Regions from separate parts of the Homo sapiens genome. Here region 2 is linked to region 1. Evidence: chromatin loops called from intact Hi-C (ENCODE). Cell type or tissue: B cell. All regions are shown on one strand. Each heading gives the region's core, and the rest is flanking DNA. Links, peaks and the distances in the headings are about the cores only. Region 1 holds the start of RCN2 (reticulocalbin 2). Region 2 overlaps PEAK1 (pseudopodium enriched atypical kinase 1).

What was found. Peaks named below come from ENCODE experiments on the same cell type or tissue, not always from the same donor. Only the 100,000 strongest peaks of a DNase experiment are listed, where the experiment ranks them.
Region 2: it touches region 1 in a loop (5-fold over the local background); 1 of 110 quality-filtered maps calls a loop at or near these places.

Annotation. Positions count from the first base shown.
Region 1 is chr15:76,929,329-76,934,707 of GRCh38, forward strand. It overlaps RCN2 (reticulocalbin 2), which reads left to right and starts at 2,421. Exons shown (of 7, transcript NM_002902.3): 1 at 2,421-2,657; 2 at 3,033-3,138. The coding sequence starts at 2,514. RefSeq lists a silencer at 2,114-2,863. In B cell, for the core only: no CTCF peak of the experiment used is centred there; a DNase peak (open chromatin) is centred at 2,343; H3K4me3 peaks cover 1,640 bases; H3K27ac peaks cover 1,805 bases.
Region 2 is chr15:77,178,594-77,183,972 of GRCh38, forward strand. It overlaps PEAK1 (pseudopodium enriched atypical kinase 1), which reads right to left. Exons shown (of 10, transcript NM_001385026.1): 7 at 197-3,447. The coding sequence starts at 3,333. Among named protein-coding and RNA genes, the nearest start is that of LINC00597, 44 kb to the right of the region's middle. RefSeq lists enhancers at 1,262-1,401, 3,243-3,332. In B cell, for the core only: no CTCF peak of the experiment used is centred there; DNase peaks (open chromatin) are centred at 1,298 and 3,188; H3K4me3 peaks cover 2,023 bases; H3K27ac peaks cover 4,909 bases.

The sequences.
Region 1 (5,379 bases), core at 64-5,063:
TGGAAATCAGCCTGTAACACAAGGGTCCATGCCATATATGTTAAATATTGCTTTGTTTTTTAAGCCACTGCTTATTGTAACACACATCTTACCAAATTCAAAAAGCAAGAAATCTACAAATCTTTCTTTCAATAGTTTCAAAGTTAACTTTATTACCCATAATACATACTTCTAAAAGAATGCCAGAATAGCTGAATTCATACATTTCACAAAAATTTATTGAGTTCCTCTTTTTTGTAGGTGCACTAGGAGAAATCACACAGTTCCCTACCTCAAGGCTCTCACAGCAAACAAATCTAAAAAAATGATTGAACTGTATACTTAACATTTGTGTACTTTAGGTAAATTATACCTCAATAAAAATATAAATAAAACCAATTTTGCTATATGCTATGGGCTTTTATAGGTCAAGAAAATTGATCTTTGGATTCTCATAACACATTTTTTTAAACAGGCTACTTATTTTAGATATTTATTTTTCCCCGAGTAGAATGGATTAATTACAAGTAATGACATTGGATCAGTCTTGCCTCTTTTAAGCATAGGCCTTTACTGTAATCTGCTTCCAAACAATCCCAATAAAATCGTTGATTTTAAGAGTCAAAAAGTTGCTCAGAGCCTTCTTCAGGGACTCTTAACTTTTTCTGCCACATGGATCCTTTGAAACTCTGATAAAAGCAAAGCTATAGACTTCCTCCCTGGAAATATACACATGCACCAAGATTTTGGGATAAACACACCACTGAAAACCATGCAGGGACCACTTAGGAACCCAAAGATCTCAAATTAAGATCCACTGAGATAACACAATCCTTTTCCTCCAGATGAAAGCAATAGACCCAGGGAGCGAAAACAGCCTGTTTAGGGGCTGAAGACAGAACCCAGCCTTCTGATACTGCTTACTCCACTGTCTCTTTAGATATCATTAAGTTCCCTTGGCCCCCAAAACTCCCATCTGTGGATCCCCTGAGTTTAGAAGAACTTCCACAGTACCTTGTAGCCTACCTTTTATAACTGGAGTCACGCCGGAAGCTGGTCAAAGTTTACCTTTTACTTATTGGAGAACAACAGGTACAAAGCAGAGTTTCTTATATTAAATTGGGACATTTTTCTCTTTTTTTCCTCAAAACCGAGAATGGAAGTGAAAATTAAAATCCAGCAATAAAGGGTTTTCTTTTTAGTTTAATGAAATCAACTCTAAAATTTGCTTTTATTTATATTCTGAAATTTAAAACTTTGTTCTTCGTTGATCTTTATAACATTGGAAAGATTGAACTTACACTTTGCTCTGTGAATCTTTCAATGGTTTGTGACCAAACCATAAATTTCAACCCGACCCAGGAAATTTCTGCGACTTGTGCCCACCCAGTTTTGCAGTTTGGAACAGAATTCTTGCTCCCAATCCAAATAGAGACTGAGAGAAATGAAAGAGGACCCAGAAAGCCTTTTCTTCTCTGTGAAAGGCCTGATCCTAAGTGGCGCAATCAATAAAGAAAAGGGTTCAAGGTGCAGCCTACAAATTTCTTAGAGTTTAATGTGTTCAGGTTGAGGTGGAGAAATTACATAAACCTGTGAATAGACATGGAATAGAAGCCATGTGTATATGCATTCTGTCCCTAAAGGTTTTGCTAGGTACTTACTAAGCTATTCCTTCTGTGCAATCATCTTTCGTTTTTCTACTTGTATGGATGAAAGCCTACCTTCACTGAACACTTCACCTTATGTGCCAGCTATTGTTCTAAACCCATTACATTATTTAATCTTCACGACAATTCTTTAAGGTAGTCTTATTACTATGCTCATTTTATAGATGAGCAAACAAGTTTTCAGGGGTCAAGAAATTTGAGCAAGTTCACATTAACTTGTAAATCACGAAATTGAGCATCAGATACAAGCATCTGGCTGCACTTCCTGAGTTTGTACGTCCTACTCTCATAAAATAGATACATTGAAGACTGAGAAAGAATACTGTTGGCCGATTCCTCAGGCAATAATTTTTTCGATATTGTATTGTTGTCTCAGAAACCTCCAGCCTCTCTCATTGATGGACGGTAGGAGGGGCACATGGAGTGGACCAGGAGTGGGCAGGAGTGGGGTGGGGGCGTGCTTTTAGAAGCGTTTCGGGGGAACGACAAGGCGCGGGTCGTAGAGGTCTACCCTCTCTGCAGTCCCAGCATGGCTCCTGGAGCTCTCTGGGCGGCCGCTGACCCCGACATCGCGGCGGCCCGCCCCCAGCGCCGCGCTGCCCAATCAGCGGCGCGGCCTGGTGCCCCGCCACTCCGCGCCGGCCATATAGGCCTCCTCCTGGCGCGCCTCCGCACCGCATTGGTGGACCGGCCCCCAGCCCGTCCATGGGCGTTGTGGCCGCCACCGCAGGTTCCGCCTCCCGTTCCCTCCGCCCTCAACGTACGTCGCACCGCCTCTCTGTAGCCGCCCGCGGAGCATCGCAGCCGGCCCGGGCCCCCGCCAGCCTCCCTCCTCGCGTCCCTCGGTGTCCTCCGCGGGCCGGCGCGATGCGGCTGGGCCCGAGGACCGCGGCGTTGGGGCTGCTGCTGCTGTGCGCCGCCGCGGCCGGCGCCGGCAAGGCCGAGGAGCTGCACTACCCGCTGGGCGAGCGCCGCAGCGACTACGACCGCGAGGCGCTGCTGGGCGTCCAGGTGAGGCGGCCAGGCCGGTGCTGGGAGGGCCGGGCCTCGCACCGCGGCTGCCGCGGGCTTTGTCCCGGGACAAAGGGGGGCGGCCGGGCGAGGCCTGGCAGGGGCGGCCTGACAATGGGGGCCGGGCGGCGCGGCACTCGCTCTCTGGGGGTCCTGGGGCCTGGAAAGCCTGAGGAGATAGCACGGCCCAAGAGCTGGATCCCTTCTACCCCTCAGATCATGGAGGGTGTGTAGGGGGTAGGGGCCTTGAAGTGCAGGTGCGGGTCACCCCGAAACCCTTTGGCAAGGGGGTCTTCTAGTAGCCCTGTTTTTCTCCACCATTTTGCCCCACTGATAGTAATGCTTGGCCCTCCTGTGTGTCGCTTCCCCCTAAAGGAAGATGTGGATGAATATGTTAAACTCGGCCACGAAGAGCAGCAAAAAAGACTGCAGGCGATCATAAAGAAAATCGACTTGGACTCAGATGGCTTTCTCACTGAAAGTAAGGACTGCCCTACACGACTAACAATGGAGACAAACACAAATATGTTAAGCAGCGGTGTCTGCTGAATGTATAGATTGCTAGTGTCCCAAGTTGGAAGTCCTGTGAGAAGGAGAAAAGGACATGGAGAATAGGCTTTATACTTACAAATCTTTAGACACTGAGAACCAAGTAAAACTCGGTGCTTTCTCCAGTTATATATAAACATCATTGACCCTGTACTCTATGTGGAAGTCACACCTTGAGACACCCTCTTTCTCACGTGACTTTTGTTAGTGTCAACAATATGATTTATTTTAGAGAAATATGCCCCAAAACTTTAAGGCAGTAAATGATTTATCGCTCTTTTGATATATGCTTCATTTAAATTTTAGGAATTTGCTTCTTTTTTTAAGCAAGTAGAAAAAGACCTGTTGCCTGTGAATTACGTTTATTATAACATTATACCAAAATGTTAGAGCTGGTAGGGGCCTTGGGATCATCTTGTCCACATCACTTTGTAGAGATGAAGAAATGAAGCACAGGGATAAGTGCCTTCTACAAATAAGTGGCAAAGCTGGACTAGAATCCAGGTATCCTGCTCTTAATTCAGGTTTTAATATCCTTCAGTTAAAAAAAAAAATCTGATGCTCTCAGGTAAATTCTCTAGTCAGAAATGAAATGCACAGACTATTAAAAGAATGTTCTAAATAAATTGCTGTGCAGTTGTCTCTCCCCATTGTTCAATTCAAATGATGTTCCCTGTCAGCGTTCCAAGTGGGTCCTCAGAAAAATTCAGGTTGTTATTGTGACTCTTAAGTTAGCTGTTTTTCTGTAACTCTCATTTAAATGCTGTTCACCATCAAGGAATTAAGTTGCTGGAGACAATTAAAAACTGGTAAATTTAAGATGTGCTGTCAATGACATATTCACATTGGAACCCTCTGGAAGATTAAGGGCTTTTTTCTTCCACTTAGTTAGACAATAATAACAAGACCTTTGGTCTCTGATTATCCAATCTAAGAATAAGTCAATCTTTGGTTATACTAGAGTAATCAAAGAACACAACACGTTGATTTGGAAGACTGCGTGGTACCTATCTGTCAAGACCTAGATATGTTCAAATATTTAATAGTAAGGTTTTAAGAAGTTTAAACTTAGAAAAGTTTTAGTCCAAATATTCATTATACAGATGAGAAGAAAAGCTTGAGATGGTAAACTACCCCCTGATGGCAAAGCTGAAGTGTGAACCCACATTTCTGATCCCTGTTCCATTCTGTTTTCTTCTATGCCATGGTGATCTCTTTAAATAAACTAGAAGAAAGATTCATGGTGCTTACGAAAGCCTTCATTCTACTTGAGGACCCTTAAGATAATTTTGGCAATTTGCTCTTTGAGGGCCAGGTCTGGAATCAGATGTTAAGAGGTAGCAAAACTCAGTAGGAGTTGGCTTTGAAGCCAGACAGGTTTGAATCTGGACTCTGCTATTTACTAGTTGTGAAGGCTTGGACTTTTCTGAACCTCAGTTTCCTCACCTGTATAATAGTGATGATTATAATTGCATTGTTTTGAAGATTAGAGGCAACATGTACAGAGGAACCTGATAAATGGTATACTCATGCTGTCCTCACAAATATTCGTGTTCGTCCCTCCCTTTGTTTCCTTTAACGTAGTTTAGTAAATATTTTTATGAATAGTTTTTTGTTTTTTTTTTTGAGGCAGAGTCTCGCTCTTGTCACCCATGTTGGCGTGCAGTAGTGTGATCTTGGCTCACTACAGCCTCTGCCACCCAGGTTCAAGTGATTCTTCTGTCTCAGCCTCCCAAGTAGCTGGGATTACAGGCACTGGCCACCATGCCCGGCTAATTTTTGTATTTTTAGTAGAGACGGGGTTTTACCCGAGACCAGGCTGGTCTCGAAATCCTGACCTTAGGTGATCCGCCTGCCTCAGCCTCCCAAAGTGCTGGGATTACAGGCGTGAGCCACTGAGCCCAGCCAAATAGATTTTTTAAAAGTTGATTGAAAAGTGAACATTTGAATTTTAGAAACTTTCCCATGCCTTCAGGTACCAAGTTAAGACAGATAGCTGTTGCAGGAAGGGCATAAATTGCTACCCATAACTTCGTTAAAATTTACTCCAGATGTTTTAACAACATATTTAAAGGTAATATACTGAAGCAGTATTCTCAGTCACTTGAATACCTTTTCAGAATTTAGGCCATATCTACTTAACCATCTATTATTTTCTTACTATAGTTTTAAT
Region 2 (5,379 bases), core at 329-5,328, 250 kb after region 1:
TATAAACCTTGTTCAGTGCAGTAAGATCACTTTAATACTATTCTAATCTTGGAATGCAGTTATAAAGATAGATGATGGCCACAGAGTGCTACTTACAAACAGAAATGGTTCTTATGCAATCTTAAAAGATATAAAAAACTTAGCACCTGAAAATGTGTTAAAAAATTCCCATATTCTTCCAGTCTATTTTACATACCTGAGAATCTTTTTAGGAATCTGTGATGGAGAAGAATGACTCCTCTTCTTCTCTGAGTCCTGTAGTAATGCATTCTCTGCTCTACCCTTCTCCATGACTGCTGCCTGGTCTGTCCTAGCCTTGCTCTGATCCACACTGAGCTGGCCTTGAGCAGGGTCGCACCTGTACATGAAGACAATGGCTGGTTTCTCACTGGACTCTCCTTTCGCCTCTGTGAACCAGTGATGGCGCTGAACTGGAGGAGGAGGCAGCATGTGAATGACTGTGCCATCCAGGCCCACCAGTTTCCCTTTCTCTCGCTCTTTCTCTTTGTCATCCTCCTCATCTGTTTTCCGACGGCGGAAGAAGCTTTTAAATGATATCCAGCGCTTAGGTTTTGCATCAGCTGCCCGCCTGCTGCCTTCAGAGTGCAAAACTGATTCAGCTTCTGTTGACCTGGTAGGGCTGGTTGGCTTGGTCCAGTTGGTGAAATGCCTCTGCAAAAGGTTACCTGCATGGTAAGGAGAAGAAGTAGAGCGTGGCGGGGGAAAGGGAGCTGGTGGCTCACTTTGGGGGCTAGTCACTAATTTGGAGGGAGAGGGGGTGACTGGCTTTATGGATGGGTCTTTCTGTACTTTGGTGGTAGGACTGTCTGTGGTCTGAGGTGCTTCAGCCTCACCACTAGGCTGAGATGTAAAGAGAGATTTGGGCCGGACTGGCGTACTCTTAGGTGTGCTCTTAGCAACATCAGCATCTGGAGGAATGGCATAAAGCTCTTCCACACTGCAAGCTTTAGGGCCAGATTGAGGTGTTTCTGGAGGAGACTGTGGGGGTTGGATTGAAGCCACAATCTGAGAAAGCACTGTGCTTGCTTTCTCTCTGGTGCTGCTGCTGCCCACCATCTGAGACTCCTGAGTGCCTTCTATTTTGGCCACAGGCTCTTGAGTGGCTCTCTGGATCTTTGCTGGGGAGCTGTGGCTGGAACTATAGCTTCTCTGTGGTGAAGACTGACCTCTGTTGAGACAGTTGTTAAACTCTTGAACCTTCTGAGCCACTGAGCCCCTTTTATGCTCTGTGCTGTTTGAAAACCCTTTAGTTTGAAGACAGTCAGTGGTTTTGCTAGTGGTGTTATCAGGCACTTTGCTTTCTGTTTCTATTTCTTCATAAGTATGGCTTATTACACTTGTGGTTTTTTCCTTCACTGAGAGTTCTCCACTTGTTCCCAGAAAACTTTTGTAGATAGCTAGATTGTCATATGCATTTGGATTGATAACAATGGGAACTTTGATAGCATTTTTGGAACTCCGAGCATAAGTTGGCTCGTCATGAATGATAATTGGAAAAGGTGGCATACCAGCATTGTTATAACTATTAAATTTAATTTCAGACAAATTAGGTGACTTAACAGGGATGGTTTTGGAGGAAATGTTTGTAGCTGTGGGTGATGTAGGTGCTGATTTGTGACAGTTTTTCCTTGGAGGAACATTTGGTCCAGTTCCACTAGTAATTAGTTCTACTTTAGGTATCTTTTGTCGTGGACTGGTGCTAGAAGTCCATACTTCTTGGTATCGAATTGCACTGGATTTTTGGAAATGGGCACTTATTTGTCCTGGTGTCAATGAAGATGATGTAACTGGAGAGTTTGGAGTAGAGGATGAGCTTTTTGTCTTGGGGCTGTTAACAGGGCCCTCGAGGTGCTCACTGGCCATGGCTGCTGACACATCCACGACAGTATATGGCTTGCACAATGGCTGTTCCAGGTTCACAACTCGGTAAGGTTTTGCTTGCTCTTCTGTGGGGACAAGGTTTATGGTTACTGCTTGCCCAGCAACATCTGTAGAGGCTTTACTTTCTTCCTTCTCAGTTTGTACAGCAATCTTGCCATCTTTCTCTTCTAATCGGAGAGCAAGGACTGCTTTGTGGGTCTCTGGAACTTTTATTGAGCTTTTGGAAGCCTGTGATGAATCTTTATCCTGATTATTACTAGAGGGACTTTCATAATTGGGCTCAATTTCCTTCATGTCCTTAGAATCTCCTGGGTTACCAGGAGATAATCCCCCATTACAAATCTTCTGGGATAAACTACTGGCTGTCTCAGAACGTGATTCTTCTGTTAAAGAAGAATCTGGTGATGTGGAGTCAGATGACACCATGCTCTGAATGCTTCCTTGTCCATAAGAGACCACAGAATTTTCCTCATAACCATTCAGGATTTCATCATAGCTGTCATCATAGTCCACAGCACAGATTCTCTGCAGAGACTTGTTTCGCAGGGGGATGGTATTCCATTTTTTGTCCACAAAGAATCGAACAGGAGACAATGTGTTTGCTCTGAAGTTGGCAAAGCGAGGTTGCCCTCTCATGCGAATCTCCATGGCCAACAGCTCTTCATCACTCTCATCCCAACTCTCGTGCTCCTCCTCCATGTTACTGAAAAGTACATCCTCTTCACTCTCCTCGCCACTGGAAAACTCTGGGTAACAGAACCGGCCCCCTTCATTACTAATCACTTCTGTGCTCCCACTCAGAATAACATGCTTGCCCTGAGTTTCCTTTATCCCACCTATCATGCAACTTGGTGGAAGCTTTCTTTCCAATGATCGTTTATAGCAATCATTTATTCTTCCCAAGAATGTTTCTCTGGAGTTTGTTTCATTTCCTCTTATCTGAGGGGCAGTATCCAAGCCTGCTATCTCCTTTAACACTTCAGTTAGTCCATTATTGTTATCTGACATCTTCTTTGCACTATCATTATTGCCATAAGGCTTAGGAACATGGCTAATTCCTTCATCATCTTCATTATTATTGTTAAGTGGTTTCTGACTCAAGGCAGCTCTGTTTCGGTTCCACCCTATGATGACAGGTTTGTTCTCACAGTGTTCTTGGATGCTAAGCTCACCACATATACTTTGCCCATCTGCCACTATCATAGTGGGCTTCACAGCTATAGTGGGTTTTTTAGCCACAGGAGGCCGGAAATTGCCCGTGTTCCTGATGCGGTGGTTGTTACTGTGATTGGCATTAGTTTTCACATTGCCATGGGTGATGGGTGCCTTCTCAGGGTCTGGGGGAAGCTGGTGCAAACTTTTAGGTTTAAAGCAATTCTTGCATTCACCAGGTTTCCAAACATGTTCAGTAAAGGTGTTACAAGCAGACATTTTTAAAAATAGAACTTCACAGACAATGCTTTTCTTTCAGTGCATGACAAAACTTTCATCTGTTAGTTTTCACTTCCCCTATGTGTTACAGCAGCTCTTCTAAGAATGATCAATCTGTGGAGGGGAAAAGAAGACAAAAAATCTGAATGAAAAAGGCACTATGAGACTTACCATTATTAGTGACTTGAAAAAACTGACTCCATTCCTAAACTTTTCCTTAAATTAAAAGACTGAGAGCTAAACTAATTTGTGTACTTTGTAATTTCCCTTTAGCCAATCAGCATTTGGAAAGTGAGCTTTTTAACTATAATTTTATGCACTCTTATCTATCCATACATAATCTTCAGCTTGATGTCTCTGTTGCAATGATTCTGTGACCTTCCCTCCCAGAAATGCCTTTGATACCACTCCTTCTGTTATCCACCAATTTCTCTAACACTTCCCAGCCCATTATAGATTCCTCTTCTTCCACCTACCCTTGAATGTTTTAGACATTTCGTAGACTCCTCAAACTCAATGCATTGAAAATGAAGCTTCGGGGCTGGGTGCAGTGGCTCATGCCTGTAATCTCAGCATGTTGGGAGGCAGGCCAAGGTGGGAAGATCCCTTGAGCCCAGGAGTTCAAGACCAGCCTGGCTAACATGATAAAATCCCATCTCTAAAAAAAATATAAAAATTAGCTGGGTGTGGTAGCACACACCTATAGTTCCAGATACTCAGGAAGCTGAGGCAGGAGGATTGTTTGAGCCTGGGAGGTGGAGGTTGCAGTGAGCAGATTGTGCCACAGTACTTCAGCCTGGGTGACAGAGTGAGACCTTGTCTCAAAAAAAAAAAAAAAAAAAAGGCTGAAAAGGAGACCAGGGGCCAGATCATGCAAGGCCTTTTAGGCTTTTAAAGATTATAGAGTTTATCCTAAGAGCAGTGGGAAGCCACTGAAGGGTCTTGAATAGGGGAAACAACATAATCCAATTTGCATTTTAAAAAGACAGCTCTGACCAAAACCCATGAAATTCTTACGTATATAAGTCCAACAAAATATGTGTAAAATCTAGAATCTATATGAGCAAAACTATAAAACACTGATAGATGAAGGGGGGAAGAAGGGGGAAAGGTAAGCAAATTATAGCCCAGAGGCCAAATGTAGCTTATTCCTGTTTTTGTATCCCAAGGTTAAGGATGCTTTTTATGTTTTTAAATGGTTGGAAACAAATCAAAACGAGAATAATGTTCTGCAACAAGTGAAAATTATATGAAATTCTAAATTCAGTACCCACAAATAAAGCTCCATTGGAACGCCAGTCACACTCATTTGTTTACATACTCATTTGCCTATGGTGGCTTCTGTGCTACAATGGAGAGATGAGTAGCTATGAAATGTGTGACACACAGACTGTATGCTTCACTTTTACTGCTTTGTGGCACTCTACAAATTGCAGGATTTCCACTGGTGCATCTATCAGCTGTGTGAAATTACATTTTTCAAAGATAATACATAAAATTATAAAATAAAATTATGAAATACGTAAAATTTCATTACAGATATGAATTAATAGATGAACATTTGTAATCAATTTTGATGAGAGGAAGTACTAACTTTGAACCCCCATCAAGCACAATGTTATCCTCCCCAAAATGGAATTTCATTCTTCTCACTAGCAAACCTCTGTTATAAAATATTGTACCTAAATATATTTTGCCTTTTATCAAAAACATTTGCCAAAAAAAAAATGACAAGAGAATGAAGACAAACCCCAGAGTAGGAGAAATTATGTGAAACATTCATATCTGACAAAGGACTTTGTATTTGGAATATATAAAGAACTTTCAAAACTCAACAAAAAGAAAAACCCAATAAAAAACAGGTAAAAGATTTGAGCAGACACTTAACCAAATATATATGATTTTTGATCTTTTTTTTTGAGACAGGATCTCACTCTGTCACCCAGTCTGGTGTGTAGTGGTATGATCACAGCTCACTGCAGCCTCAACCTCCCTGGCTCAATCAAGCCTCTCACCTCAGCCTCTGGAGTAGCTGGGACTATGGGC